Regions from separate parts of the Homo sapiens genome. Here regions 1 and 3 are each linked to region 2. Evidence: chromatin loops called from intact Hi-C (ENCODE). Cell type or tissue: heart left ventricle. All regions are shown on one strand.

Region 1 (8,000 bases), 50 kb after region 2:
GGAAATCTAAAAGCCCCAAAGGCAGGCCTGTGTCATGTTCTTTAGACTTCCTCTGGCCTCAGAACCAGAGGCTTCTGACCTAACCCATTTCACAGGACCTGAGTCTCCACTAACCCTGCCCTCCTGTGCCTGCCCATGCCCCTGACTGAAATCCTTCGTCGTCTGTCTGGAGCATGTACTGACATAGCTGAGGAGGTTGTCTGTGAATGAAAATTCAAAAGGAAGATATTTTTGTCTGAAGGTTTGCAAGAACTAATGATTAGCTTGGAAAGCCATGGTGCTGGCTGCTGCGTTAGCTGTGGGAGGTATGTGGGGTGTAGAAAGAAGGAAGGAAGAAATCTAGTTTCCTTTTTAATCACATCCCTGATGGATTTGAGCAAGGGACTCAAGTTCTTTGATTTTTCTGTTTTCAGTTGAAATCACCCAGTTATCATCTCTCTTTGAGAATTTGCTTAGGAATTTGGGGGTGGGGTCAGGGAAGACCCTGGGCATCCCACACTATGGCCATTTAAGTCGGCAGGGGCCTAACTGCCTGTGCTCCACAAGCTTGAGTGTGCTACTAGTTTGCTTCCCAAAAGACCTTAAATTCTAATGGACAATTTCGTTCCATGAGATCTGAAAAGTGTTTCTCTCTGCCAGTTACATGCTTTCCCTAAATTAATTGTAAAAGGGTAACCAGGATGCAAACTGATTATTTTGTTTTTTCTGCTCTTTTGCCAATTTTGAGTGAAAGGCAGCAATATAAATGTTACCGTAACCATTTATTTCTTAAATCTATGGCTCTGCATGAAGGGAAGAAAGGCAAAGGTAAGGATGGTTTTCGTGTGCGCTCAAACCTTGTCTGAATCCAGGGCAAATTTTCAATGTAATTACCCAAAATTGGAAGACGTCTTTCAGGCTCATAAAACCAGTTTGTTTTTATCCAGACAAAGCCTTGCTTGGTATCCAGACATGTAAAATGTTGATGGTTAGAGAGTGAAAAAAAGAAAAGAAAAAAGCATTTGGATAACCTGACACAAAAATTAAAATACACCATGTTTTAGTTCATAGGTAAATCAATCCAGATTGGGATATCTGCCTTCATCCCCTATGTAAGTCCATTTCTAAAATTAGTTTTATCATTTTTATAATTTTAAAATAATAGATGTTCAATGTAGAAAACAATAAAATATAGAAAAGGGTAATAAAGTAAGGACAAATTTCCTATTGTCCCACCATCCAGTTATACCCCACCATGCTATATACCCCAGTTAATATTTTGTGGTCTGTCTTATACACACTTAACTCTCTGTGTGTGTATGTGTGTGTGTGTGTGTGTATTTACATGCATACATACTACACACCTGCTATTGTTTTGAACATGGAAGGCATCACCTGGGGAAGGCCTGCTATCCAACCAAATTCCTTCTCATCAGGGCCAGCAAGATAAATGAGAATAGGTGTAACAACAGCTCTTCCCCCTACCAGTCATTAAAACTGATTGCACCAAGTTTGTCAGGTACTTCCGTTTGCATTTTGCTCAGTCCCTAGGCATATTTTCCTCCTTACTTCACCTTTTAGCAGTTTTTAATCCAGATCACCATTCTCCCCTTCTAGAATAGTCTCTTGCCTTGATTTCCTTGACAACGAATCCTCCTGGGCTTTCTCCTGCCTCCTGGCCTTGTCTCCGTTGATGACATGGACTATCTAGTCTCTTCCTCCTAATGTTTCAAAAGATGGCTACTCTTGAGGGTTCTGCCCTAGAATCTTCTGTCTCCTCACTCTCCGGACATTTGGTTTTCATAAGGAGCTATGTCCTCTCTAATCTCCAAGCCTTCTTTCAATATTCTTCTTATTTCTAGGTCACATTCCCCACTCTGTCCCTGTTCACATACACGCTTGACCAAGAGAACTTTTACTTATCTTGAAGATATCAATTTAGACATGACTGCATTTGGAAAGCCTTTATTGACACCCGAGGTCCATGTCAGTGTGTGTTCTGTGTGTGTCCGTAAGACTCTATTGTTTTCCTTCCTCTACTTATAGCACTATTTTATATGTATCTGTTTATTTGTCTATATGTCCCATTTCCATTGTAAGGACAGGGACTGTGTGTGTGTTGTGGGGGGGGTTGTTTTTTGTTTTTTTGTGTTTTGTTTTTGAGACAGAGTCTCACTCTGTCACCCAGGCTGGAGTGCAGTGGCATGATCTCAGCTCACTGCAACCTCTGCTTCCCGGGTTTGAGTGATTCTCCTGCCTCAGCCTCCTGAGTAGCTGGGACTACAGGCGCCCACCACAACACCCGACTAACTTTTGTATTTTTAGTAGAGATGGGGTTTCAGCATGTTAGCCAAGCTGGTCTCGAACTCCTGACCTCAGATGATCGACCTACATTGGCCTCTCAAAGTGCTGGGATTACAGGCTTGAGCCACCGTGCCCAGGCAGGGACTGTGTTGTATTAGTCATCACTACATCCCAGATCCTAGCAGTGTCTGGAATTTAGTAGACTCATAATGTTTATTGAATAAGTAGATGCCAACACAACTACTAATACCATTCTTTGTGGTGTATTGTATAGTTCAATCAGTGAAGACTGATACACCTTCTTATATGAGCTGCATTCCTTCATCTCATGACAAAAATAAACATGATTTTAAAAGTTGAATCTTGCTGGAGGACAAAATCAGGTAAATTGACCTTTATCTGCAATTTGGGGTTTAGATTAAATATAAATGAGGGGCTTTCAACCCAAGAACTACCTATGGAATAAATTTGTAATATCCCTTCCCTAGAGCTCTTTGACTATTGGACAAGATGTCATGAGGTTTCTGTTATGGACTGAATTTTGTCCCCTCCAAATTCATTTGTTGAAGCTCTAATCCCCAGTGTGACTGTATCTGGGGATAGGGTCAAATACCTACTTGGGAGGTAATTAAGGTTAAATAAGATCCTAAGGGCATGACTCTAATCCAAAAGAACTATGGTTTTATAAGAGGAAGGAATCAATCAATCTCTCTCTCTCTCTTTCTCTCTCTCTCTGTCATGTGACAACACAGCAAGAAGGTGGCTGTCTGTGAGTCAGGGAAAGAGCCCTCACCAGAACCTGACCAAGCTGTCACCCTGATTTGGACTGCCAGGCTCTAGAACTTTGAAAAAAATATATTTCTGTTGTTTCAGCCCCCCAGTCTATGGTATTTTGTTATAGCAGCTTGAGCTGTCTAATACAGCCTCCATACAGATACAGGCTCCCCAAGACTTAATCTGTCTCATTAACCATTAATCCTCTAATCTGAATGGAGTCTGGCGTATTGCAGATGGTCAATAATTATCTATTACATTAATGAACTTTCAGGAGTCATTGTTCTGAGGCTGGAGGTGAAACATGATGCAAAGCAAATGGCCATCCAGGATGGTAGTAGCTGTAATTTATAGTTACCTGAATTCACACATACCTATGTTTGTATTGCTATATTTATTTATTTCTCTGATGCATTTATAAATTCTTAATTTTGTTTCTCCTAAAAAATGTTCTGGTTACTTATAAAAACACATATTTTGCAGCAGAGTAATAAAGAAGTAGATGAGAAGATTGGGTATAAGGGCAAGATAAATCCACAAGTGAAGTTAGCATACAAGGATATATGCCATAAGAATCTGTACCATTTGGCTCTCAACCTGCTAGAATCCAAAGCAAAGAGTTAAATCTATTCAGTTATAACATTTGCAGTATCTGTAAGATAAAAGTAAACCAGTTGCCAAGAAGCTAGAAGATGAATGCTGCTACTCAGGGCAGGGATTTTGTCTGTTTAGTTCACTATTCTATGTCTAGTGCCCCAGAACAGTGCTCAGCAAAAACTGAGTAAGTTACATTTTTTAAGTGAATTAATAAATATAGTATTTTCCTAAGTTTAGTCACTGGAGGATCTTCCAAAAGGAGTAACTAGGTAATAAAGTAGGTAACATCCTCAAGACATCCCTGTGATCAACAAACTATTTAATTCCCTAGAGCTGTTTTCTTTTCACACTTCAATATAAACTGTTGGTGTGAAATATAATTCAACAAAATTAAATTTTGTAACATCACTTCCTTAAGTTCATCAGTTGTAGCTTCCTGATGATCTGCCTTGTGCCAAGAATAAAATGTGTTTTCAGGCAAGTGTTCCGTGAAGAAACATTAAAGTTTATTTCTTGTAACATTTGATAAAAAATAGGCAGCAGAGTCTCAAATAATATTCTTCAGCAAAGAATCAAAGTGCACCTGTGCATTATTGTTGAGGAACCATAGCCATGTGCTTTGACAATCAAATGTCTGTAAGGAAAGATAGTGCTACTCTTAGAGATTCTTATTGCTAACACTCACTGGGTAACTTCCATGTGCCGGGTACTGCGCTAAGAATTTCCTTTAATCCCTGGCAGGCAGGTACTCTCGTCAAACTCACATTTACCAAAGCTCAGAGAGGTTAAATAATGAAAATCACAGAACTAGTAGTGTAAGAGGCAAGATTTAACTCAGGATGTCTGACCCCAAAGCCTGACTTCTTGACCAATATTGATGCCTCCGTGAAAATTAGGGAAGCGTCCTGAAATGTGCCAGAGTTAATAAGCTTTGTTTTTGTCCTCCTCACCAAGCATAAACACACATATCCAGTATTCTGTGTATGCAAAGATATGCTTTTCCACAGAATCCCGTTCTGAACTTTAATGTATTCTATATATCCCGGTAGCAATGAAATATGTGATGTGGTAACAATAGAATGTAATCATTTTCACATCTTACCAATTTCCCAAATGTATTTTGCTGTTAAATTTTTAAATAATTTTAGTCACAAACTAAAAGAAATTGAGTCTTTCTTTTAGAAACATAACAATTCTTTCTGTTAGAAACATACAGTTCTGTTTCTTTTCGAACAGCCTAAGCAGGAGGTTATGATTCACTTCATAGCCCACTTCCAGAAGGGCCATTTTCCTGTGTCTTTTCCTTGAGTAAATAATGCACAAGACGATCATTGTCTGGGTGCAGCAACATAATGGGTTTTATTTTTATTCGAATTTTCATTTATTGATTTTGTTTCTCTTCCACATGAATAATGCATCCTTTCAGAAGGCATCCAAATTCACATTATTTGGCACACTCAATAAAAAGTCCTTTATTTTGAGCAGTTACAAATACAAATTATGTAGTCAATGTGTTTTTAAACTGTTTAAATATGTATTTAGATGCTAAACTGAGGCATTATTAGAGAGGTTTGTATAGCAAGTGGCATACAGGTTTAACATTGCCCAAATATCTGCTCATCCTAATAAAATAACATTAAATGAGGCTGTTGTGGTTCATTTGGGAGAAATGGCATATTTAAATATTGATATAAACAGCATCCTTGTAATCATTAGCAGGGGCTGTAACTGTTAAGGTAAACAATGCAGCCCCTTCGGTGCTTTGCACAGATAGACATACTTGAGGAATGCAGTGTATCACTTGTCCCAAGAATTCTTTACTTACGTTCTATGTGATCAAAAGAGAACTTAAATAATGTCTAAACTGTTCACTCCTGATTCATCTTCCTAAGAACATGGTGAGGGGGTGAGGGGTTCTGCAAATGGGGACTGGTGAAGGGAGCTGGCAGTACTCCAGAGAGCGGGATGCATGGCTGAGGAGGAGGGGACATAACACGATATCCCCTCCTGCCCCAGGGCCATTAGAATGGGTTTAGGACAGATGCATGATGATTTTATGGCTAACTATGCCCTTGGTCAGGGCACTGTATCTGGCAGGGATTTGTTTGAGAGGAGAAAAATGGAGGAGCTACTTTTGATATAGACAAAGAAGTTTAACAGAGATGGGATTCGTGAACTAAGAAAACTAATTTGTTAGCTCAGTGACCAAAACCTTGTTTTTGGGAGAAAGAAGTGATCTCCTAGAACATGGCATTTCAGGAAGGTCTGGTGGTGGTCATTTGGGGTGGGGGGGTGGGGCATCGTCTCAGTATTCCAACATTCCAACCCTTAGTTAGAAGATGAGGGTAAGAGTCACTGAAGGTAAATAACTTTCAAGGGCTTCAGAGGTCATTTAGTCCGGCCAATAACTGGGAGAGGACCAAAGGTAAAAATGGTGCCAATGCAGGGAATGGAGTGAGGGGAGAGACTGTGTCAGAACTGGGGAAAGAGAGGAAAGAACCTGCATAGCACCTGGTGTTGGGGACCAAAAAGCATGATTTCTACCTTGGGTGAGTCTCTTTGACAGATCACAAGGCCTTACAGGTCTCAGGTTCCTTCCTGCCCAGTTCTAACATTCTATATGTTAGCAGGTTTAACTTTCCAGGTAGTAATATCCGGAGAGAACTAGTGAATGGAACCAGGAGTGGCCATGGAGATGGGGAAACACTTAGTTTGCAGGTGGTCAGGCAAATTTTGGGACCTTGGGAAATCAGTCGACGGAGGAGAAGTTCTAAAGGGATGAGAGAAATCCAAAGTCAATAGGACTAAAGAGAAAGGCCGAAAGCTTATTTTCTTAATGATCATTTCAATTTTCATCGAGAGAGTGTGAGTCACCCTTGTCTTGTTTTGGGTTCCTCTTGAAGGAGACTCAGAGACAAAGATTTTAATGCAAGAGGTTTTTTTGGGAGATAATCCCAGGAAACAGCAGGAGGGAAATGGGGAAGTGAGACAGGGAAGGGAAGGAGGCCAACAAAGGAAGCCTTATTAAACCAGTTGCTGCTCTAGGCACATGGAGCTCAAGAACTCTGGAGGACAGAGCAAAACACACCTTGAGTTACCCCAACCATGAAGCTGGGATGCTAAGCTACATATATATATATATATATATATATATATATATATACACACACACACACACACACTCAGTTTTTGACTCTTTGTCCATCAAATTAGTTATCCATGAACCCAGCCATTGGATGAGAGCAACTTCTGGGGGAGTTTACAGCCTAGCGCTTCCTACTTGCTTTGCACACTGGTCTGTCATGCTCCCCAGTCTGGCAAAATCCTCAGGCAGTGAGTCATGGGGTTCACAGTAAATGTCCAAGGTGTTATAGGTAAGGCACCAACTGTGTCTGCTACTGTTTTTATTTTTTAGAACTTAATTTTAAAGCCTGGATCTGAAATTTTTCAACTTCTTTTGTTATGAAGTGATTTCCAGCAGGAGTGATGCAAAAGCTGAAAGGCTTCATACTACAGGAAGAGGATATGGTTAAAGGCACCAGGATGTCTACAAAACAGATTTATTTCCATCTCAGCAGGAGGCAGCCATGTTTCTCTAAGTGTTGATTAAACTGTTCCTCCATGGTGGCTCCCTTGTTTGTCTCATTCATGTTGTTCTCATTTACCTCCTTTTGCTTTGGGAATTTGCCAGCGTGGAACTTGTTTCAACGGCTACATTGATTAGGTACAAGCTTATGTTAAGCTGGAAGCCAATAAACGTTTGGCTAGAGAACTTGTGGGGCTCATTAACCCAAGACAAGGTTTTGGGATGAAAATACAAATAGACCCAGGAAGGCTATGATGAGTGTATAAACACTAGACACATAATGGACTGTCCTTCTCAGTCAGGGGCACTTCACTTAACTTTTGAGATTAGCATCAAGGAAATCTCTCAAGTTCTTTCACATAGAGTCTCTTGAGGGGAGTCTGAATATGTGGGTCTGATGTCATTGGCAAATCTTATGCTTGCTTTGAGCTTTTGACTGGGTCAAGAAGCAGCATGGTACAGCTAAAAAGCTCAGGCCTAGGAGTCAAGAAGTGTTAGATTCAAATTCTGGGCAAGGTAATTGCCCTATGACCTGGTCAAGGTACTGAAACTCTCATTTTCCCAAAAAATCTGGGCAATAATTTCTACATCTCAAATTATGGGGAGATGAAATAAAGACCCCATATCTGAAAAATTGAAGAGGGCCTGACTTATAAAATATGCTCCAAGGAAGTTAGTTCCCTCCCTACACCTTTGATTATCTCTGCAATTAAAAAAAACAAAAAACAAAACAAAACAAAAAAAAACCTTTCTGTCTCTT
Region 2 (8,000 bases):
ACTGGGACTGCTTGTAGCACTAGGCAGTCCTCTAGAGTCTGCCTATCACCGGCTTTAGTGTTCAGATATTCAAACATTGAGATGGAAAAGTGTATTGATTTACTTTTTTTTTTTCAACTTTGTATTTTGAAATCATTTGTAGATTCAAAGGAAGTTGCAAAGAAAAAAAAAAGGTACAGGGAGGTGCCACGCACCTTTCATCTTACTTTTTGTTTTTATTTACAAATGCGATACATGAACATTATGGAATTTCAAAGAGTACAAATGTATACAAAAGCGCATGTTCCTCCTCAGTAATTGAGTCAACATTTTTCTAATATTTTTCCTATGCACAAATGAGTATATGGATATGGTTGTGTTATTTATCAAAAACAGGATCATGCTGTCCAGCAAACTTCTTTTCCTTACCCAGAATCAAAGTAAAAAATATTTCTGTGTCGGTAGCCATAGCTGCCGTATATTCTTGTAAACAGCAACATAATAAGAGAGAAAATGTTTCAAACCCTTATTTTTAGGAAACATGGCATTTTTTTGGAAAGAAAAGTTAGTATAAGAATGAGCACACTGCAATTCCAGACTGACTTCTCAAAAGAAAAAAAAAAAAATACCTTTTCTAAGGGAAGCTCAGACTCTCAGACTCTGTTCGTGGTTTTAATCAAATTATCCTTGTCTGTAAACAAACACCTTCTCCAGGAGAAGCTGGAGGTGGATCTTATCATCACCGGTATGTCTCCCACTTTAATAATCAGTTGTTTCCATTCCCTTAAGTGCTTAATCTTCTTGTTTAGGAAGGTAAAAATTCTGCTACTTGTCTCAAAAATGGCCTTTTATCCAGCATGCTGAATGAGACTCAGGGCCTTCCTCCGGGAGTCCTTAGGGATGATAGAGATCAGTTGCAATGAGATCTCGAGGGAGGCAGTGGGAAGGACTACCGGAACCCACCATGCAGGTGGGTGGGAAGCCAGTCCTCCCTAGTGGGTAAGCACTGTCCGTGGCATGGGATCTGCTCAGTGCTGACTTATTTTTAAAAGAGAGGCCGACTCGCTCCAGGCCTCCTCCAGACAGCATCACCAAGGGCAGAAAGTGAAGGTGGGGCCCTGGGGATTGCTACTGGCTATTTTGATGGGCTCAGGTACTAGAGATGAGGCCCTTGTAGTCTTAATGTTGGATCCATCTCTTCTCTGCAAAATCCAGACCCCTCAGGACACTGGCTGGAGGGAGATTGCAGAGTATGACAACAGTGCTAGAGGCTGAGGAGAAATAGCTGTTAGAATGGCCACAGGTCCCTCCCTGAACCTCAGAAAGAATGGAAAGCTCGACTTCTTCCCTCGGAGGAGAATGAGAGGGATTGAAGATGTCTCTGTCTCATCACCTGGCTTGCTACACGTTCTCTGCTACCCTCATGCTGACCATGGGCCCAGTCGAAGGCTCACCTAAATTCCCCTGACTGACGCTCTGTTTCTGCCAGGTCCAGGGAAATGATTGGATAACATGTCTGACTACTCCAAACAGGCTCTTAATGGGCAATATTCACTTGTTACTGTTAGCTGGAGTTGCCTTCTCCCACACTTTGCATTTTGGCTCCACCAGGACCTCTGAGCCTGAAACCCAGAAGTCATTGCAGACTCCTCTCTCCATCAGCCTGCACACCCAAGGCCCGCTCTTCTGTACTCTAATGACTCTTTATGGCCACCCCTACGGTCTGAGGTCATTCATTCACTCGACAGATGTTCGAGTGTTTGTGCGCCAGCCTCTGGGCGTGAATGATGAGCAAACTCAGCCCTTCTTGTCCCTGCCTTCATGGCGCCTGTGGCTTAGGGAAAGAAAGTCTTCATCTGTTTTTCCTAAGCTTTCGCACCAGACTGCTCTGTTCTCAGCTTTGCTAACTCAGTTCATCCTCCCTGTGGTCTCTAGCGCATTAAAAAGAAAACACCCCCACCCTCAACCCAAGTCTTAATCTCATCTTTCTTCCTGATGGTATGGAGAAAGAAGCAGCACTATATGAAGTGGCAAAGGAGCAAAGGCTTAATTTTAACTCTTCTGCTGATTATCTGTGTGAGTTCTGGTAAATCTCAGTTCTCTCACTTTAAAAATGGAGTTGGAGGAGGTAATACCAGTGCTAAAATTTATACTGATTCTAATCATTAGCTACAGCTAGGAATGGAGCTTTGCGTAATTTTCAAAGTACTTTATGAAGATATGATTGCTATATAAATAGCTATCCATGTTTAATGTATACATCTTGATGAGTTTGGGAGTAAGTATACACCCATGAAACCATCGCCACCATCAAGGCTCCAAACACATTCATGCATGACCTTATTTCATCCTCACGACGACCCTGTGAGGGATACTATTCTCAGCCCCCTTTTATAGGTAAAGAATCTGAAGTTTACAAAGTTTAAGTAACCTGTGCATGCTCCCCCAGCTAGCAAGTGGCAGACCAGAACTCAGGACTAGTTCCCAAACGGGAGCTCGTTTCTCTATGTGCTGTACTATGACCTATTACTATGTTTGTGAGCACAGGGCTCCTAGACTCAGTACAGGATTAGACTGGAATTGACAGAGCTAAAAAGCTAAAAATAAAATAAATCACAAAATAGCTTAATAAAATGATTCCCCAAATCGCCTCTAAACCTGTTGGCTCCATGGGTCAAGATCCCTGAGCACTGATCACTCCTATCCACGGAGCTGGAAGGGAGTTAAGCCAGCCCCAGAGCCTGGGGAGGTGCAGGGGATGGATGAGAAGCCAGCTAGAGCCCTGGGCAGAGGCAAAGAGAGCAGACTGTGAGGACATCTGAATGGCTTCATTTTCACTTCCTCACTCTGCTTTTCCTCTCTATTTTTCTCTCTCGGTCTCTATATCTGTTTTCCTCTCTGATTATATTTATATCTCCCCTTCTCCTCTACGTGGTGAAGTGAGACTTCTTTCCCCCTGTCTGCTTTCTCTCTCATTCTCTCTTAGTTATTAGCAATGCGATTTGGGGCTATTTATGGGCACAGAAGTTAAGAGTCCTGCCCAGAGGTCACACAACTAGTAGGGAACAACGCTGTGATTTGGACCCTGGCTTCTCGGACAGTGCCCGTTGGCCACAGTCCATCTTGCTTGTTGAAGAGGCGGTGACTGTGAATAGTTGAAGGCAGTGAGAGACGCATTGTAGCCTCTCTGCGAAGGTTACTGTCCTCAGGCTCAGCTCTAGGCAGATCACTAGTTTATTTGCCAGTGGTGACGGAAATTAAAGCACTGCCAGGGCATGCCTGAGCAACAGTTGGTGATTGCTTTGGGCTACAGACCTGGCTTTTCCCAAACATTTGTTCTAGCTAGTGAGGTGTGCAAGTTGGAAAAGGCTGTTAGAGGCAGCCATGGCTAAAGGGTAGGAGGGGAGGCTGCAGAAGTGGGGGAAGTGGAACTGTAGGCAGGCGCAGACGCTGTGGAAAAAGGAATTGGAGAGGAAGAGCTGAGATTTGGGGTATTTTAGGGATTTAAGCAAGGCAAGATGTAATCACCCCCCAAAGTGTACATGAAGCCCTCAGTAGTGCTTTTGAAGTTACTTCGTGTTTTTAAACATCCAGTTAGCCTTTAGAACGGTATCAGGTGAGATGAGTTCAGTCAATGAAGCCAGTCACAACTGGCGTCCACCTGAGAGCCCCGTTGGCCTGATCTCCCCAGGTTATGGGCTACACCGGCATGCTTATAAGTTTCACTCTCAGTGAAAGACGCCCCGCAGGCCCCCGACGGAGGAGTGCTCAGCCCCTGGACATGCCTTTTGGGAATGCTAGCCCCAGTTCGGGATTTGTTTCCTGTTTAGCTCTGCCGGTGACCCCCGGTCAGCTGTCCTCTGGCGTTCCCCAGCCTCACAGAAGGGGAAGGGCACAGGTTTGTCATTTCTGTCCCCGTCTCTTTGTTCCTTGCGGATCCCAGTTTTCTCCATAAATGCTGCAGCCTCTCTCTCCTGGCCGCTCCTTCCCCTGCTTCCCTTATCATCTTTCGGCATTTCCTGCTTGTGTAATCAACTCATCAAAAGGAGGGGTCCCCACAGTGACAGTGATAACGAGCCTCCCAGCAGGTCCGCGTGTGTATGGGCTGCACAGAGTGCCTCGATGATGAGAGGATGCCCAGGGGATCTGTAAAGCCTTGGTGGGCGGGCGCTTTCAGGCCAGCACCCCAAAGTTGACCTCTGCTTCCTGAGAGCTCTTGGAAGGCGGTGCTGGAGGGAATGGCAGGTGGGAATCCTCCTTCCACCTAGAGCACCTGAGGGAGCCAGGCTGAGGCAGGCGCTGATTGCAGGGAGAGGAGGAAGTGTGTAGCCACGCTGCCCTCGCCGCCAGGCCAGAGAGCTGCCCCAAAGGCAGCTCTGGAAGTGCCTGGGGAGTTGCTGGCCTTGAGCAGCCCGAGGAGGTCTCTGGCCCCATCTCTTTCCCTGGCTGCTGTCACAGCAACTGGACTTCCTCCTGCCTGTGACGACATTGGGTGAACGTAGTTGTGAGATTGATGAGACACAGACTGTATCTCATTGCCCTTCACAGCCCCAGTGTTTACTGTGATGCTTGGCACATAGTAGGCATTCAGCATCATTGCTGCCATCTGAGAAAATTAAAACAGGAAAATACGATCAACATTAACAGGCTCGCTACCCAATCATTGCTCAGGGGGAAAAAAATACAAATAAGGTGAAGAATGGAGTAGGGAGAGAGAGAAAAAAGGAGGAACCCAGAGCATGGGGTACTTCAAAGGCAGAGACCTGGGTGGGGCATTTCAGTCCCCTCAAACCCCCTCCTGCCTGGGAATTAAAAAAAGAAAAGAAAAAAAAAAAACCGGAGGAGGGAGAAACAGAAGAATCGCCAGCCATGAGGGGATAAGCTGGTCGGTGAAGGGCAGGTTCTTTTGCCGCCAGCCCAGAGTCAGGCTACCTTAAGCGCCTGTCCTGTCTGAGACTGTGGCTGACATGTTTCCCCAGGTGAATATAAAAATACCCAAAGGACAGAGCCCTTCGGCAGCGGTTGCTTTTCTTCTTTGAAGTTCACAGGCTGAAACAAGTTGCCTCTTCTGCCTCACACACAGAGAAAACTCCGGTAATAAAGCAATTTTTTCCCTTCATTTTGACTGAATCAAATAAGAGTTTGTCCTTTTAAATTGTCTGCGGAAAATGTAAATTCTAAGCCTGAAAGTCATTCAGAAAATATTAGCAGGGCATACGGAAGGCAGAATGACTACGTGTCAATGAAAAAAGGTTGCCTGGATTTCGTGGTGTACAATAGGGGCTCCAATAATCAACAGCACCATTTGTAGAGATGTGTTTGCCTTTTTGTATTTTAGCAAAAGAAAAAAGCAGGAATAAATATACTTGTCCTCGTCTGGATTTCTTATTATAGTGGCAGGATTCTTTAAGATTCTCCCTGCAGTATTCAGGTTTTTACTCTTCAGAAGAAAAAAAAAAGGCTGTTCAGAGCAAGTTGTTTTATTAGTAAATGTTAGTTCCTGACTTGTGTGTGTGCTTATTGGAAGGACTAGTTCAAAGTCCAGGAAGAAACAGAAATGATCAGTGCTTAGGGGATAAAGAATTTTTTTCCCGAGAGTATGACAGAATGACTAAGTGAGGGAGCATGTCCAGAGTCAGATAGATTCTGGGCACACCCTACTCCTCCCTCCTCATTTTTGACCAGCTCTTCTCTAGATGAAGGAAATAATGTTTCTAGGCCATCTTCAGAAGGAAGGAAGCACCAGGCCCATTGCCTCCTGGTTGAGAAACTGTTCTCAAGGCTGATTTATCCTTCCAGACTGCAGGACTCTTCTTTAACAGTGATTTCAAAGAGTTAAACTGCTTCCATATGTCCAGCATGAGAATGGAGTTTGTAGCCTTTGGCAACCTCAGCTGAATCCAGCTGCAGCTGCTACCTGTGTGTTCCACTGTGTGTGTGTGCGCGTGTGAGTGTTCTCACACACACCCGCACGCCCGTGTGTGCAGTGACATCTGAACCATGTTCCGACTGTGTCAATGAAACTGTTATGTCTTTGTTGGGGAGATATGAATTCTGAGCAATTACAGCTCCCTCTCTCCTCATTCCCTCCCACCCCCCTCCCCTCCCTTCATCTGCTCAGCAAGGACCATGGACCATGTCAAACAATATACAACAGAGAAGAATGCAAATAAACTTTAGTCTGCATCGCCCAGCAAAGCAGTTAGCCGCCCACTTGCAAGATACTTAACTCTTGTACACATGATACACAAAGAACGCTAGCTACTTTCACCAATCCCTTCAGACCAAAAAAAAAAAAAAAAAAAGGCAAAAGAACTGATCCTTGTCTTTCTATCTGTGAGGTTGCAGTTCCTCCTGCTAATAAAGGAGCTTTCTCCCATGATGCAGTGTGATAAGGATTGGCCTACATGTAGTCCAGCAAGCCACCGCTGATGTTTTCTTGATTAGGTGTCTTATCTTCCATTGAGCTGCATCTGATGAAGGTTGCTGACAGCATAATGGCTGGGAAAACGTCGGACAGCTCCATAAAATGGCAGCTATGTTATGACATGTCAGCCAGGACCTGGTGGATGGTAAGTTTGGCGTAATAACATTTTTTTCACCCACCCCCAAAACTTCCCTCCCTTCTTCCTTTCGAGCTCCTCCTCTATTGTTCCATGCACGTGTTATAAAGTTCGCTGCCTGTGGAAAGTTCAAGCTCAAGTTTTGGGACCCTGGGGTGCCTCTGCACACCAGTGTGCTAGATAGGATTTCCCTGCTATTGTGGCCGGGGGCATAGGCCTTCTTTTTAAAAAGGCAGCATGAGTTTTTGTTCCCTTTTTTTTTTTTTTTAAAGAAAAATGCAAATGGTACAGTCGGTCCCAGGCCGGCTGCTGTGAAATAGATGGAGGTGGGGCAGTCAGTAGGGGATTGGAGCCTTCTTGGCTAATTGTTCTTGCATTGGTCTTAAAACAGAGTAATGTACTTCTTTCTGCAGCTCCTCTGAATAATGATTTAGATAGTGTATTGTATCATGTTGTGTGCGGCTCCCTCATCAGTATGCGACTGTCCCCCACGCTTTGCCTTAATTTGGAATCCACCTCCCTTTCAATGAATACTGTAACTGGAGCAACCACTGATTACTATGCCACTCAGCGTAATTAAATTTAGTTAATGAGGATATGCATATTCAGTTCATTATTTTTCTTTGCTCAGGCAAATGTGTGTGGGTTTGTTGTTGCTGTTTTTCCCCTCTTATATTTGTCCAGCTGCAAATGTGGGGAAGAAGGAAAGGAGCATAGAAATTCAGGGAGGGATATTGGTGAATCCTGTGACTCAACTTTTAACATAATATTGGGAAGAGAGAAGTTGTAACTTTCTGTAATCAGAGTGCTGGGATGAGAGGTAGTAGTTTGGGGAAAGAAAACCTTTCACATCCAAAAAGTGCTACATGATAAATTTCAACATACTGATTTCTGTTGTGTGGACAATGGTCTCTTGTATGCAATAGTCGTGACAAGAATGGGGAACCCTTTCCACAGGCAAGCATTTCATATGACTATTAAATTCGTCATTGGGTTCATTCATCTGAACATTTACTTTCTTTTCTCATTTTCTTTTTCTTCTTTTTTTTTCTTCTTTTTGCCCCTTTCCTTTTCTGTCTTGATTGCTTTTACTCGTTTGCTTCGATAATTATTGTGCTTACTACAAGGGCCGTTTTTCTCACAATTAGTACAGTGGAAGACAATGGGCACTTTATTCTAGGTGGGGAGGGGTATGGCCAGCCCTGGTGGTCAGCTCATCCACTGTGCCCGGACAGAAGGAAGCCTGGTCTGATTAGTCCTGGCTTCTGGCATTGCCAGGCAAGAGGGTTTCTTATGAATGTGTTTGAATTTCCTGAAAGGTGGATGTTATGCTGTTGATCCTAGGCGTCTCGTGAAAGCTCAACGTTCAGGGAAGCTTCCCTGGAAGCTGAGTCCTTCTCTGCACCCTTTCTCGTTAATGTGAGATGTGTAAACCTGCAGGAGAACTTTTCTGCCGCT
Region 3 (8,000 bases), 60 kb after region 2:
TTGTTCTAAAAGGCTTTACAAATATCCTTTGTGAGTGTGCACCCTGGTGATGGGAATGAATACACATGCTATTTTGTGAGCAATTTGAGAGAGTCTATCAAAATTTTAAATATGCTTATGTCTTGACCATAATTCCACTTCTAGGGCTTTTCCTGCAGCAATCACTCATAGCAATGTGAAAATATGCATGTGCAAGGATATTCATTACATCATTATAAGAGTGAAAAATTGTAGAGAAATGCTAAATATATACTGATAGAGGGGATTCCTAAATATAATACACTATGGAGTAATACTCAGCCATTAAAAAGAGTAAGGTTGATTTAAGTTCCCTGAAATGTTATTCATGATATGCTGATGAGAGATTGAAAAAGCAAATTGCGTAATAATATGTATTATATTGTCCCATTTTGTAAAATATAACAATACCCAAGTGATTTCTATATAAATGTAATAAATTTTTCCCATTTTTATACAAGATCTCTTTAGGGTAGACTCTGTTAAATGGTGTTCTACTCAGTACTTTAATATGTTTGGAGATGCAGCTATTGCAGAAGGAAGTAAAGAAGTCTAACCTGTTCTGTATGTTTGAAGGAAGGAGATGACAGCAGAAAAGATAAGGAGAGGAGAGAGAGAGAAGGTGAGGGGCTAGCAGCATCTGAGGCAAAAGCAAGTGTAGCTCTCCCTGAAGCAAGATGGAGGAAAAGACTTAAGAAGTGAAGTCGTTAATGAGTGATTTTAAATAGCTTGCTGTGTGCTTCCTAGTAGGAAGTCTGGCCAATAATCCTCAAATCGTCACTAAAGTCACTAATGCTTTGTGTGAATATGTAGGTGTGTGTGCATGCCTAAATCCAGGAAGGGGCCAAGTTGACCATATAAGTCAACAATGCAGAACAGAGACAGCAGCCAGAGAATAGGGAGCCTTTCTTGGCTTTGGAAGCACATCAAATCTTTGAAAATATGTAGAAATCTTGAGGAGAACCTTAGATTTCCTCAGGGCATAGAATGGGGGGTGGGGTGGTTCAAGCTGTTCATCTAGATCTTATGGGTCTGGAAGACATCAGCCAACATCAGGATTACAAATACAGTAGAAGAACTATTTTTTGCCAAAATGCTTGCAATGTGGCTAGATTAACGAATCTAGATATTCTACCTACAAAAGAACCCAATGATAACAACAAAACAAAACCTTAATCCAATCTATACATCTTCTGAATACGTTCTCCACTTTCCATTATATGGATTATGAAGTAAGAATGGGATGTGTAATGTATTTGTATACTTTCATTTCAGTACTTTAAACTTTATTGCTTTTACAACATAGAAATAACTCTGAACCAGCCCAACTCATGCATTACCAGAACAGCCACCAACCTCACTTCGCAATATACCACCAAATGAATCTCCATGGCAACCAACCAGCACATCCCACCATATGCCACATACCATGAGGAATTACTCCTCAATTATTACTCGGCATGATAGTTTAAATGGATAAGCATTTCAAAAAAATCCTTTTAGGCCAATCTCATTATTTGGATGGTTCTGATATTGAGAAATCTGAATAGGTGACATTTTGTTATTTAGATATACATTCACTTATATATACCCAGAAAAAGATTTGGAATACCTACCGTCACTTCAGAGGGGGACTTTTAATTTTCACTTTATATATACTACTTTATTATTTTCTTTTTTTAATCATAGGCATATGTTATTTTGTAATCAAAGAAAGAAAATGCTGTCCCATACTTGGTAAGCAGTCACTTCTCCTAATGCCACACCTTTATGGAATGCTATCCCCTACACACTGCCTCAGGCAGAATGGAATGTCATATGGGGAACTGGTTGCAGCTAGATGCTATTATTTTAAGAAATTTTAAACATCCTCTGCCTTTTCATTGAACTCAAGATGAGCACTTAACAATTACAAGTATTCCTAGAAGCAAAGAAATCATATATATTCTGGTATTTATTTAAAGTACTAAGAGATTCAAATTCTTTATATAATAAGAAGTAGCTTTAGTCTTTATCAGCTCAAACATTATGAGCTATAATCCATGAAACATGCTATTTTTAACAAATATTTATTCTTCCTATCATTCTGAATGTGAAACATTTTCATTTCTTCTAAGAACATTCCAGGTTTAAGTCTGAGAAATGGTCCTGGTCTTTCAACAATTGAAGAGATTGTGGGCACCTATCTCACCCCAGGGTTTTAGTCTCAGAGATTACCGGGTTTTCTTGCTGTCTTTTGGTTGGTTGTTGGTTTTTTTATTTGAAAGCTTAACTTCTCAATGTTTGTACAGATGACTAAATTCCCTTGTAATGTTAATATTAAGAAAGAAGTCAGGAATTTTGCGTGATGATCTTACAAGGAGAAATAATCCTGAAGCAATAAAAAGCATCTAGAAAGTAGCCAAAGGACTATACAGAATAGTGTATGGGGATTTTATATCCTACCACATACTCTATTAATACAGCTTATTAATGGAAAGCATGAGAGGCTGACAAGTCAATCAAGGCCTGAGCATGAACACTGATCTGGCTCACATCACTGTCCAAGTTTGAGAAGGTGAGTCAAGATGCTTCAGTTGGGCATCATCTGTACTCCCCATTATCTGACAGGCACAAATAAATTAAAAATTGAGCTGTTTTTACATTTTTTTAGATAAACTAAAATTGAGTGTTTTTCCCATTTAATCTTCCCAGGTGAAAAAAAAAAAAAACAAAAAGCTTAGAAAAACTCTAGGAAATCGACCTTATCTTTGTCATTTGCAAATCAATCAGAAAAAAAAATATTTTTCCTTTTGAACTTCTAATATTTGGTTTAGGGAGTAGAGTTAGAATTCTCACAGATAGACTATTGATTTCACTTTTCTGTCTGTTTCAAATTTGCCTCCTATTGACATGTGGCATTGACTTATTGTTCTGACAAGTCCAGGAATGTATTTTCTGAGTTTGGATTTGTTAAGTCCAATTTTTTTATTGTCAAATTTATTTTTTATGGTCCAGGTCCTTTGGAACTCAGGGAGTTAGTGTGAGTAAAGTGGGGGAAGATCTACCAAATTGAATTCCTTTCCCCAGTGGTATTGTAGCTGAAGAAAAGGAGCCCGCTAATTATGTTATTTAGGCATGGAGATGGTAAAGGGGATGGTGAGGTAAAAACCATAAATTTTGTGAGAAATTGTATCATTTTGCCAAAAAAGAATGAGAAGAGGTCTTTGGAAAGCTCAGATGCTCCCTGCTTTGTGTGAATTTGACAGGTGGGTTGGTAGGTCCTGAAACATATACCCTTGGGAAGGGTTGGGGAAGGTCAAGGAGATGGGACATGTCATTGAGTGGGAAAGCAGGAAAAAGTGGGAGCTAATGTGGGTGTGGGGAATACGGGCTGTCAGCAAGACGCTGCAGGGGTCAAGGAGGAGAGCAATGAAGGACAGGAAGCAGTGGGCATTCAAGACTCGCTGGCCTTTTTTCCATTTTCTCATGCTTTCTTTGGCACTTGACTGCTACAGGTTTTTAACTTCCTGAACTGTACCGTCCATCATGGAAGGCTCTCCTCACTTACTAAGGCTAAAAACACAGGCTCCATAGCCTCTTCATTTTATCACACTAATGGTCGAAAGGTTCTTATCCTATTTTGCATTTGTTTCTTGAGGGGAACTTGAGAAGCAAAACTCTGGAGCCATGCTCCCCAGGTGCAAATCTGAGCTCTACCACTCCCTGCTCTGTGACCATGGGCAAGTCACTTAGCACGCTATGCCTCAGATTCATTTTTAAAATTAGGATGGTAATACTAGTATCTTCACAAGATTTTATGAGGATTAAATTAGCTGTTGGGCACTGTTGTGGTTAATTTCAGGTGTCAACTTGGCTAAGCTAAGTGATACCCAGATAGCTGGTAAGGCATTACTTCTGGGCGTGTCTGTGAGAGAGTTTCTGCAAGACATTAGCATTTGATTCAGTTGACTGAGTAAAGAAGATCACCCTCACTGATGTGGGTGGGCAGCACACAATCCATTGAGGGCCCAGATAGAAAGACAGAGTGAAGGGTGAATTCCCTCTCTGCTTAAACTGAGACATCCATCTCCTCCTGCCCTCAGATATCAGTGCTCCTGGTTCTTGAGCCATCAGATTTGAACTGGGACTTACACTGTTAGCCCCTCACCCCAGTTTCTAGCCTTAAGGTCTAATGGAATTTGACTGTCAGTCCTGTCTTTCTTTTGATTTCTCCCTTTTGGAATGGGAATGTCTATCCTATGCCTGTCCCCCACTGTATTTTAAAAGTGCATAACTCGTTTTGTTTAACGGGTTTATAGCTGGAGGGGAATTTGGCCTCAGAATGAATCATATCTTAGGTCCCACCCAGATCAGATTTAGACAATATTTAGATGAGACTTTGGACTTAGATTTTAAGGTTGATGCTTGACTTTAAATGCTATTAGGATGGAACAAATGGGAGGACATAAATTTTGAGAAAACGGGGCGAATGCTATAGATGGAATATTTTTGTTCCTCCAAAATTCGTATGTTAAAACCTAATCCCCAATGTGATAGTGTTTGGAGGTGGAGTCATTGGGGGGTGATTAGGTTTTGAGGATGAAACCGTCATGAATGGAATTCATGCCCTTATAAAAGGGACCCCAGAGAACTTCCTTGACTCTTACACAGCAAGAAGGCAGCCATCCATGAACCAGGAAGAGGACCCTCACCAGACAGTGTATGTGCCAGCACTTTGATCTAGGACTTCCCAGCCTCTAGAACTATGATAAATACATTTCTATTATTTATAAGCCACCCAGTTTATGATATTCTATTAAAGCCACCTGAACAATGTAAGGCAGGAACATGATAAATGCTCAGTAAATGTTAAGGGAAAAAATCCTCCTTGAAAACATAACACATTTATTCAGCATATGTCTGATAAAATCCTTGTAGTATGGAGTTGATATCAGGGTTGTGCAGTTCATCTCCGTCCTCACACCATGTCCAGCGGCTTCCTGAAGACTCTGCACAGTGACTTCTATGTGAACTGAAGCCTGTGCCACAGTCAATACTTAGGAGGTGATGGTGAAAAACGGTCATGGTTCTGAAAATAAGCCATGCATTTGTATGTTGGAAATCTTCCCTTTGCATAACTGGAAAACAAATCTATGAGTTTTTCAGCAAAAGTGGAGACATAAAAAAATCATGCGGGCCTAAATAAATTAAAAATCAATTAAAGGCAAGTGCATTTGTGTGTGTGTAATACTATTGGAGTTCAGGTGTCGCAAATGCCTTGTAGTATACACATGGAACTGTCCTCAAACTGGATTATCAGCACAGAGTGGGATGCAGACTTGGAGAGAGGCAGTATAGCCTGATTGAAATGGGAGCCCGATAAGAGACTAGTCTTGCAGGGCTGTGATGTTGGGAGAGGAAGCTTGAGAAGCAACACAGTGGTGAGTGATGAAATGTCCATTCGTGAGAAACCTGCTCCTTTAGGCCTGTTGAATCTGTGAATAAACAGTACCAACATCTGCAAATAGCACATTTTACAAGCTTGAATTGACTTTTCTACAGAACTGGGAACCTCTTCATGGCTTTCTTCTCTGAAAATAATTCAATAAGAAGATCCAAAAGAATACTTTTTGTTCTAGTCTTGGAATCTTCACCGTGTGTCAAATGACCATTGATTTTCTACCCCAGGTCAAAAATTGTATCCCTTGATAAAAGGTTGTATGTATAACATTTACTATACAATGGGATTATCCCAGGGTCTCCTCCTGAAACATAGCCTGTCCTTCAGTGTTTCTGCAGCTCAATATTGAGGGAGATTCTGCAACACGTCAGACCTCTGAGAGCTAAGAAGTGTCCATTCCTTCACCTCTAGAACTATAAAACCCCCTGTCCTTAGGTAGGGTGTGGGGTTTAAGAAAATTCTACATCATGGGATGCTGAACATCGGATTCCCCTTTTAAAGCCTGGATGTTAAGATGCTTCACTTAATATGGTTTGTGGAAGCTAGAAATGATAACTAAAATAATTCTAGAGCAGTGCTTCTCAAAGTGTCTGTGGTGAAAAACCAGCTTTGGTTTGGTTGTTATTTTCAATCTGTTGCAGACCAATCCTTTTTTTTTTTATTTTTATTTTTTTGAGACGGAGTCTCGCTCTGTCGCCCAGGCTGCAGTGCGTTGGCTCGATCTCGGCTCACTGCAAGCTCCACCTCCTGGGTTCACGCCATTCTCCTGCCTCAGCCTCCCGAGTAGCTGGGACTACAGGCGCCCGCCACGACGCCCGGCTAATTTTTTGTATTTTTAGTAGAGATGGGGTTTCACCGTGTTAGCCAGGATGGTTTCAGTCTCCTAACCTCGTGATCCACCTGCCCTCAGCCTCCCAAAGTGCTGGGATTACAGGCGTGAGACCAATCCTTTTATAAATTGTAATAAAAACGAATTACTAGAAAAATGAAATTTAAAATAAAGCTTTACAGAATACAAGCTACACATTTTATTTTGTTTTACACATTTTAATTACTAGATTCAACAGACATAAAATCACTGTACAATTGCCTTAATGTTCCTAAACTCTTGCTCTTAATTTCTGTTCTTGTTCCAAAGTGGATCTGGAATAAAAATTTTGTAGATGGACACTGGTCTATGGATCACCACTTGGAGTAGCACCAGGCTAGAGGTCGTTGAGAACAATACACTTTCGTCCATAACTTGGACCTAGTCTGGGAGTATTTCAGCACACACAGCAACATGTGCATTGCTAGTGCTCACTTAAATGACCATATCATCAGAAAGATACTGTGTTAAAATTATATTGCAAGGGACACAACATAGACCTCAAAATTTCAGTCAACCTGATGATCTACAGGTAATCCATTGACCAAGACAAATTGTTCTGCGCGATCTCTCATCTTTCCTATTTCTACATGTGTGAAAATGCCTATTACAGGAGTGCCAAGGGCAGTCTAAAGAGCAAGGGAACTCATTGAAGGAAAAATATAACCTGCAGGTCGGAGATGGAGGCAGAGAATGGAGGGGTGCCAAGTAGCTAGAAGCAGTAAGACCTGGACTATATGCCTGCCTAACACAGGTGGATCAATCACTTCAGAGGCCTCTTCAGGGGCAATTATTCCTGTTTGTCCCAACTGGGAAACAGCTCAGACTGGAAATAACTGTGGTTTCTGTAGGGCCACCCTAAGACTGATTGTCGCAAATTAGCTTGGTAAAGTGATGGACTAAACTTCCCGGATGAGTTCCAAGGCCCTGTGACAGGGAAAAACAGAGAATAGATGGTGACTTACGTGGCAAAAAGTGGAACCAGAAAAACCTTAAATTCTACTCCCCACTGGTAAAGGGAACTATGTAGATAAGGTCTGGCTAAGGTATCCACCATCCAAAGATCAATTCTTCCTAAATAGTGGCTATGATTTTAGAAGCTTTGCAGTCTTCTACTAACTTGGTTATTGGGAAACAAATGTAGTCTTTCTTTTCCACGTGTTGCTTACTGCACATTCTTATTCCTATAAAATCAATATTTGGCCCATATGATGGCAACGCTTCTGGGGGGCATTCCACATGTGGTACACATTTGACTCTGCAGCTTATTTATAAATAAGCTCAGGCACAGGACAACAGTGATTAAAGACCAGCCGGTGCCTGACCTCAGGGGGGAGGCAAATCCATTTAGAAGCCATTCACCTTTCATCCAGACTTCATGTCCTACATGCGTAACATCAGTGATGTGAGGAAGGAAGTTGGAGCTTTAGTCATCAATCCTGTTTAAGTGAAAGACTGGATCAGTGATTTTGAGATTGTTGCTTCCTACGATTATAGAAGTTTATATTTCATTTCCACAGTATTTTTTAATAGTAACCTTATGCTAATTCAACATATGCTTACTGTAGAGATAATTGTCTCCAAGAATATCAATACATATGGAATTTTTCAGATCATTAATGCTTTAAACTATGCATCAAGTTCAATTATCTAACCATTTCAGGTCCAAGG

What was found. A loop is a pair of places that touch in the nucleus more often than their neighbours do. Peaks named below come from ENCODE experiments on the same cell type or tissue, not always from the same donor. Only the 100,000 strongest peaks of a DNase experiment are listed, where the experiment ranks them.
Region 1: a loop joins it to region 2, with 1.9 times the contacts of the local background. A loop is called at or near these places in 7 of 110 quality-filtered maps.
Region 3: a loop joins it to region 2, with 2.5 times the contacts of the local background. A loop is called at or near these places in 8 of 110 quality-filtered maps.

Annotation. Positions count from the first base shown.
Region 1 is chr9:14,480,015-14,488,014 of GRCh38, reverse strand. It overlaps LOC124902121 (a long non-coding RNA gene), which reads left to right and starts at 5,953. Exons shown (of 2, transcript XR_007061420.1): 1 at 5,953-6,079; 2 at 7,070-7,281. It also overlaps a transcript of NFIB not described here. In heart left ventricle, no CTCF peak of the experiment used is centred here; no DNase peak of the experiment used is centred here.
Region 2 is chr9:14,530,498-14,538,497 of GRCh38, reverse strand. It overlaps a transcript of NFIB not described here. Among named protein-coding and RNA genes, the nearest start is that of TRH-GTG1-6, 100 kb to the right of the region's middle. In heart left ventricle, no CTCF peak of the experiment used is centred here; no DNase peak of the experiment used is centred here; H3K4me3 peaks cover 977 bases; H3K27ac peaks cover 1,631 bases.
Region 3 is chr9:14,470,976-14,478,975 of GRCh38, reverse strand. It overlaps a transcript of NFIB not described here. Among named protein-coding and RNA genes, the nearest start is that of TRH-GTG1-6, 41 kb to the right of the region's middle. In heart left ventricle, no CTCF peak of the experiment used is centred here; no DNase peak of the experiment used is centred here.